Regions from separate parts of the Homo sapiens genome. Here region 2 is linked to region 1. The links are chromatin contacts, found by Hi-C or POLR2A ChIA-PET in ENCODE. All regions are on one chromosome and are shown on one strand. Each heading gives the region's core, a stretch centred on a gene start or an enhancer-like site at or near the end of the contact. The rest is flanking DNA. Distances are from core to core; before and after follow the strand shown.

Evidence for each region. Hi-C counts contacts between places; a loop is a spot of excess contacts on that map. ChIA-PET counts read pairs that join two places held with the same protein, here RNA polymerase II (POLR2A). Pooled maps may share reads with other maps.
Region 2: a loop to region 1 is called in a map of K562, with 4 times the contacts of the local background. The contact joins two enhancer-like sites. A Hi-C loop is called at or near these places in 1 of 168 maps with a recorded cell type or tissue (K562) and 8 of 50 pooled maps. POLR2A ChIA-PET finds 5 or more read pairs at or near these places in 2 of 52 experiments (Panc1 and SK-N-SH).

What each region holds. Positions count from the first base shown.
Region 1 is chr7:50,466,279-50,469,885 of GRCh38, reverse strand. DDC (dopa decarboxylase) reads left to right here. Exons shown (of 15, transcript NM_001082971.2): 13 at 2,571-2,672. Among named protein-coding and RNA genes, the nearest start is that of FIGNL1, 18 kb to the right of the region's middle. Within about 2 kb of position 1,710, at least 2 of the 41 ENCODE cell types and tissues checked have a DNase peak (open chromatin) inside an H3K27ac peak, as active enhancers do.
Region 2 is chr7:51,008,503-51,012,109 of GRCh38, reverse strand. No RefSeq gene overlaps it. Among named protein-coding and RNA genes, the nearest start is that of GRB10, 230 kb to the right of the region's middle. RefSeq lists an enhancer at 1,929-2,430. Within about 2 kb of position 1,554, at least 3 of the 41 ENCODE cell types and tissues checked have a DNase peak (open chromatin) inside an H3K27ac peak, as active enhancers do.

The DNA.
Region 1 (3,607 bases), core at 461-2,960:
TGCCTTAGCCTCCTGAGTAGCTAGGATTACAGGCATGCGCCATCATGCCCAGCTAATTTTTGTATTTTAAGTAGAGATTGGGTTTCACCATGTTGGTCAGGCTGATCTTGAACTCCTGGCTTCAGGTGATCCACCCACCTCAGCCTCTCAAAGTGCTGGGATTACAGGTGTGAGCCACTGCACCTGGCCTTCAAATGTCTTAATAAGCAAATACATGGCAAGAGAACCAGACTGTAGTTTGGGTTGTTGAGATGAGGTTATTTATAAGATCTGTTAAGTCACTTTCGTTAAGATTGCAGGTTATCAGGTCCAGGAAGATGGTCACAGTAGAAACATCACATAGGTTGTGCTTTAGCCACATCTAGCCAAGAATGAAGTTCATTGAGCAATGGCAATTATGAGAACATAAGGACTGTGTTTTTCTCCCCCAAAATTGCCAGAATAAGATAGATATTCCCTAGTCCAGTGGTTCTCAGACATGCTTCCAGACCAGCAGTGCCGGCCTGCAGTGGGGCCCAGCAACCTCTGTTTTAACAAGCAAACCAGACACCTTCTCTATGCACTAAAATTTGAGAACCACTTATCAGCTCCAAGCCCCACTCCCCTGCTTTTTTTTTTTTTTTTTTTTTTAAAATAACAATTGGCTGGGTGTGGTGGCTCACGCATGTAATCCCGGCACTTTGGGAGGCCGAGGTGGGCAGATCATGAAGTCAGGAGTTCTAGACCAGCCTGGCCAACATAGTGAAACCTTGTCTCTACTAAAAAAAAAATACAAAAAATTAGCCAGGCATGGTGGCAGGCACCTGTAATCCCAGCTACTCGGGAGGCTGAGGCAGAAGAATCACTTGAACCTGGGAGGCAGAGGTTGCAATGAGCAGAGATTGTGCCACTGCACTAAAGCCTGAGTGACAAAGCAAGACTCCGTCTCACCAAAAAAAAAAAAAAAAAAAAAAATGAGGAAACTGAGTCCTGAATATGAGCCTGGATCTGCCTAGAGCCACCCGTTTAGCCAGCTGCAGAAGGCCTGCTGCTGTTCTGCTGGCTCTCTCTGATCCTGGTGTCCTTCCTAAGCTGTGGCCTCATCTTGATGGACAGAGGTCCCCAGGCTTCATGGGAACAAGCACACTTATGATATTCAGCCTTAGTGATGGTAACAGCCCTCCATTTTAAGTCCTGTTGCCACTTCACAACCAGGTGTGCAGGGGCAGGTGTCCCCAGCCACCTCCTCTGTGGCACAGCATATATAAACACATCCATCTGCAAGCTTCATAGAATGCCTAGGATGTGCCATGAACTGCCTACTCCCAAAGCTTCGGTGAGGACAGTTCCAGGAGCTGCCGAGCACTATGAGGACCTGTTTGGGGGCGAGAACTGGGAAAGGAGTATGTATATGAATTCCTGGGTAGGAAATCCCCCTCTACCCATTTGAGACGAATTCAGCTTTTTTGGGGAAAGAAAGCCAAAAAATAAGGGATTTATCTCCCCACAATGATGACGTCTTTAAGCTCAAGGACAACTAGTTATGATCATGCTGGCTCCTGTTTAAAACACACTCCACTTCTTTCTTAAAGGGGACCCAATCCTGCCTTAGGAGCAGAGTCCAGCGATGCTCAAAGCCTGTCTCCTTGGGCGGGAACCGGCTTTCGGGATCGCCCATGAGGCCGAGGTCTTTGGCGCTCTCTGGTGGCATGACGAGGAACCACTCGTATGACACGTGTTTTTGTCCCAGCCACCCCCTGCCCGCGAGGCGCCGCGTTTCCGCAGGTCCTCCCCAGCACCTGCAACATGGGGGCCCTGCTGTATCCGCGGGCTTAGAATGAGCAAGGCACGGGCCTACGCCACGGAGGGCTCCTTCTCCTAGGATCACATGCTGTCTGAATAGCTTCTGAGTTCTATAACTATTTGGAAGTGAAATAAGGTCAGTGTGATATTCAATGAGAGGAAGGCCGTTTCTGAATGTGACAGAGCGGACAGGATGCCCAGCTCTAGGTGGCAAACGCGGAGGAGGAGCAACAGCTGTGGCAGCCACAGAGCTGCAGCTCCATCAGGCTGCCTTAGAATCCTAGCTCAGCCAAGGCCTCCGGGTGCACCTTGGGCATGTCGCTCACCCTCTCCCAGCCTGTTTTCTTATCTCCAAAATGGGGATAATCATGATATCTTCTGTGTTGTGGGCTGTCCTGAGGATGCCGCAGTGGTGAGCGCTGGCACCTCAAGCACAGAGGAGCAACTCGATGGGCATTAGCCATTGTCTCTTCCAGAATGATCAAATACCTCCTCACGGTGTTTATTCTAACATTATAAAAGACAGTTTGGGTGGGATAAGAATAGTCCCATGAACAGAAGAAAATGACAATTGGTGTTCTGAGGACACTAGACCTGTGCTAATGTAGGGAATGAGTTTCTTAGCCTGCCTGGAAACAGCTGGTCAGTGAACGGTAAAAGCACTTGAGGAAAATTGCCAAGAGCGTCTAAATGAATTATACATGGGCAGTCTAATAAGGTTTTCTAGGTAGTTAAGTTCTGAATTAAATGGCCATGAGAAAAACAGATTTTCCCTTTCCTCTTTGAAGCATGTCCAGCTGTCCCATGAGTTTGAGTCACTGGTGCGCCAGGATCCCCGCTTTGAAATCTGTGTGGAAGTCATTCTGGGGCTTGTCTGCTTTCGGCTAAAGGTTTGTCTACATCTATTCCATTCTTCATTTTCTGTGAATGTGACAGAGGGGAAAGTGTTGTTCATTACCTCCATGCTCAAACACTGGCACTGGCTCTCCAGAGATGGCAGAGCAAAGCCTGCATTCTTTGGCCCACCGGCCTGCCCTGCCCCATGCTACACAGCCTTGTTTCCACGCACAGCGGCTGTTCCCGCTTCCTCAAGCCTGCCATGAGACTTCTAACTTACATAGCTTATTGGCCGCAGAATCTTTACCATTTTTCCTTCCTCAAGGCTCCATCCCACACCTCTGCCACTGGCCCTCCTTGGAGGACAGCGGCCTGTCCATAGCCTCACTAATCTGAGTGTCTTCTGTGGATCAACAGCATCAGCATCATCAGCATTGTCTGGGAGCTCCTTAGAAAAGCCAGTCTTGGGCCCCACCCTAGAGCTGCTGGCTGCGCACCTTTACAAGATGCCCACACAGGAGTCTGTTTGACACTGTGTTGTGGCGTGCTGTTATTTTGCTGCCTGATGCTGTGCATTCACCAGGTGAGGGCAGGCTGGCCCACACGGGTTGGGGCATAAGCCATCTCTACTGAGAATCATGATACAGTTCTCAAAAAGGCTCTAAGATGCACTGCACACATGCCCCTTGGTAATCTCCCTTGTGTACACAGAGCCAGGTGAGACCAAATGCTCTGTTTGGTTTATAAGGTTTTTTTTTTTTTTTTTTTTTTTTCTTTTTGGAGACAGAGTCTCCCACTCTGTTGCCCAGGCTGGAGTGCAGTGGTGTAATCTCGGCTCACTGCAACCTCTGCCTCCCGGGTTCAAGTGATTCTCCTGCTTCAGCCTTTTGAGTAGCTGGGATTACAGGTGTGCGCCACCACGCCCAGCTAATTTTTGTATTTTTAGAGATGGGGTTTCACCATGTTGGTCAGGCTGGTCTCGAACTTC
Region 2 (3,607 bases), core at 305-2,804, 540 kb before region 1:
CAGCCAGCCAGGCAGAGGAGCAATACCTGAAAATGTCCAGAGGCCGGGAACACATGCCAGGACCTTTCAGGGGTGTGCTCCTGGGGGAACGCAGGGTGATTCCGTGCCATGTTATTTCCACCACTGAGACAGGCCCAGGATGGAGATTGTCACCTGGAAATCCAGAAGTTTCACTGAAGATGCAAAGGTGTTCAAAGCTGAAGAGTCAGGAAGTGATGAACTTGGCTCCTGCTCATGAGTGATTAGGCCAAGCGCCCAACCGGGGCTCTGGTTAAGTAAGAACAGGGGGAAGTAGCTCCTGCAGGGCTGGCTGGAGCCCACTCTCATTCCTAAAGGAAAAAGCCATGTGTTACAGTGGTTGCACTCAATTTCCAGACCCTTCATATAGATGCAGAGACCTTGAGGAGCATAAGTGAGGTACAAAGGTGAAATTCTCAGCCCGTTGCTGTCCATGCATTGCTGTCCCACCCATGTCCTTAGCAGGGGCTCTCTGGGTCTCCTGAGGACAGGGTCGGTGGCTTCTGCCCAAGCCCCACCCTTACACACAGACCCCCTGCTTCCTCCCCTGGCATCTGGGTACCCCACACTGCAGACTGTGTGGTGGGCCAGCCCTGATGGAGAGACCCGCCCAGGAAAGCAAAGGGCTAGCAAGGCACGCGGTGAGTTGGTGGCAAGACTGTGGCTTCAGTTGGTGCCTCTCCACTCAACTTGGAAAACACCGAGCTATGTGTGTTTCCCCAGACACACCATGTGGACTCTTCCATGCTTTGCACTAGAACTCCTATTCATCCTCCAAAGCCCAGCCACGTCCCATGGGAGACCAGGCATCCTCATGCCGCTGCCCTGTGGAAGGTGGCACCTCAGGTTGCTGTGGCACCTCAGGTTGCTGTGGCCACTGCACACTAGAATCCACGGGCTTCTGTGACTTGGCACTCTGGGGCCAGGTCTCACTCACGTGGGGCCTTTAGGCCTAGGAACACAGTGCTAGCACTATATGTGTTTTATGAAGGGAACTGAGCAGGCTGCAACATGACCTGAGGCAGATTCTGATGGAGCAGAGGGCAGACGGTTCCAGACCATGGGGCCTGGCACGATGTGAGTGGAGGGGAAGGCGGATGTGCGGCACCAGAACAGGGAAGGGTCAGACAGAAGATGGCCTTGGGCTGTCAGAACTCAGCAGAAGGACCAAAGTGCCAGGGACCAACTGCCAGGGTTCCAGGAGGCTGAGAAGGGTTCAAAGAGGATGTACAAGAAGGGCTCCAAGTCGAGCATCCCCACCCCAGTCCTGTCCCAGAGCCTCTGATGGGCTCAGGAAGTCAAGGCTCCTTCCTCCCATCTGACAGCGTCATTACTAAGGAAGGCGGGGACTGATTTTTCTATTTTCCTGCACTACGCCCATTTCCTAATCTGCAGCTGGACCCCGTGGCCAGGGCAGTGGCAGTTTGGTCTCTGTTGTGGATTTCTAGAACAGCACCTCATTCCTAAGAAGTCAGCTTGAAAAGGAGTTTCCTGGCACAGGTTGTCATCATGCAGCTGCTCCCATGCCTCTACGGGGGACTGCGGGAGAAGCTGCATCCCCAGGCTGCCGCTCACCCTCTTGACCAAAGCCCAGGTGGGTCGGCCCAGCAGTGGCCCTCCCCATGCCTTGCCAAGCCTTGAGGCAGTGAAATGGATCAACCCCACAGCCCCTGCCTCAGGTAGAAAGCTCCGAAATGACCCACTCATCCCATGACTAATGAGCACATGCCCGATTGTGGGGAGAAACAGAGCCCTCATATGAGGTATCTCAGAGGACCTGGACAGACTCCAAATTGCAGTGAAGGGGGGTGGCCAGGGCGGGAGAGTGGAGTCATTGGCGGGTGTCCAGTCAAAGGGCACAGCAGGCCAAACTCCAGGCCTGGGCAGGGAGGCTGAAAGCAAGGAGAGCATCGGGAGCCGTGAGGTGGGCGCTCAGAGTGAGGGAGCAGACAAGCAGCTCGGAAGGACCTGTGAGCAGTGAGGCCGCTGGACCTCCAGGACACCCACAGCATGGAGGGAGAGTCACGGGCGCGCCAGAAAGGCTCTGGCCTGGAAATCCCATCAGAGTTTTCATCCCGAATAGTGCATGTCCTACAGCAAACGAGCCTGCCGTGAAGAGCTCCTGTCCCCAAGCTGTGATGTAGGCAGGACATTCACCACCCCAGATTGCCCTGTGGCTGGCTAGATCCTGGATGACAGAGCAAAGCAAGACCAAAGGCCGAGTGGCTGCTCACTGAAGGCTTGTTTTCCAAGTGCTGAGAACAGTGGAATTTTACAACTCCTTCCTGCCCTGAGGGTCTACCTGCCTGTGTGGCATCCTTGTCCATACTAGGGCAAGAGGGCAGGTAGCAGGAGCCACCTCTTCTTCTCCTTCTCCTCTTCTGAGTTTACTTTGCCTTTTTTTTTTTTTTTTTTGGAGACAGAGCCTTGCTCTGTCACCCAGGCTGGAGAGCAGTGGCGCAATCTCAGCTCACTGGAACCTCCGCCTCCCAGGCTCAAGCGATTCTCCTGCCTCAGCCTCCCGAGTAGCTGCATTTTTATCTTCCCTTATATAAATCAGAACCACATGAGTAGTTAACCTCAACAGGCCAGACAACTGGGATTCCTAAAAGTTCTGATGATTCAGCCAAGTGGAGTTCACAAGCCATTCCTGGGACAATGCCAAGACACTGGTCCACGCGCTCACATACGTGGTCTCCTAACATCTGCTTTCCCCATTTTATAGCTGAGCAAGAGGCCCCAAGACATGTAGTTACTTGTCCGTGGTCACACAGCTGTGTTCCCCTCACACTGGTGTGGCCCCAAATCTCACTCTCCCCTCATGGTACCCCAGGAAGTGTTTCTGTCTCAGGAGACAGAGGCACGAGGCATTTTTTTGTTTTTGTTTTTGTTTTTTTGAGACAGTGTCTTGCCCTGTAGCCCAGGCTGGAGTGCAGTGGCGCAGTCTTGGCTCATTTCAACCTCCACCTCCCGAGATCAAGAGATCTTCCCACTTCAACCTCCCAAGTAGCTAGGACCACAGGCATGTGCCACCATGCCCAGCTAATTTTTATATTTTTTGTAAAGACAACGTCTCACTACGTTTCCCAGGTTGGTCTGGAACTCCTGAGCTCAAGTGATCCACCCACCTCGGCCTCCCAGAGTGCTGGGATTACAGGTGTGTAATCGTGCCCAGCCCACGAAGCATTTTTAAAGTAGTGGAAAGGAAATGCCCACCTCCTTTTCATTCACCAGAGCTAGGGTCGGGAAGGGCTCCTGTCCCGAGCATTGTCTTATGGGCTCGAAGTGGGCCTGTGTATCAAAGGTGTGTCTGGCTGGGGGAAGCAGGGTCTCTACTACTGACATTCTAGAACCAGGGACCTCGCAGAAGCTTGAGTTCCTCACTTGAGGATCACAGCTGCACCCCTGTCCCCCAGGAGGGACTACATCAGCATTTAGCCAGGACTGGGGTCCTGTGGGTGATCTCATCCTGCTTGTGTTTTTAGGGCAGCTGAGCAGTAAGGCCTCACTTCTAAGAAATATGTTTTTAGTGAACCAGTGAGGACACATGCAGCTTCCTGGGAGTAGGCGCATGACCTAATCTAAACAT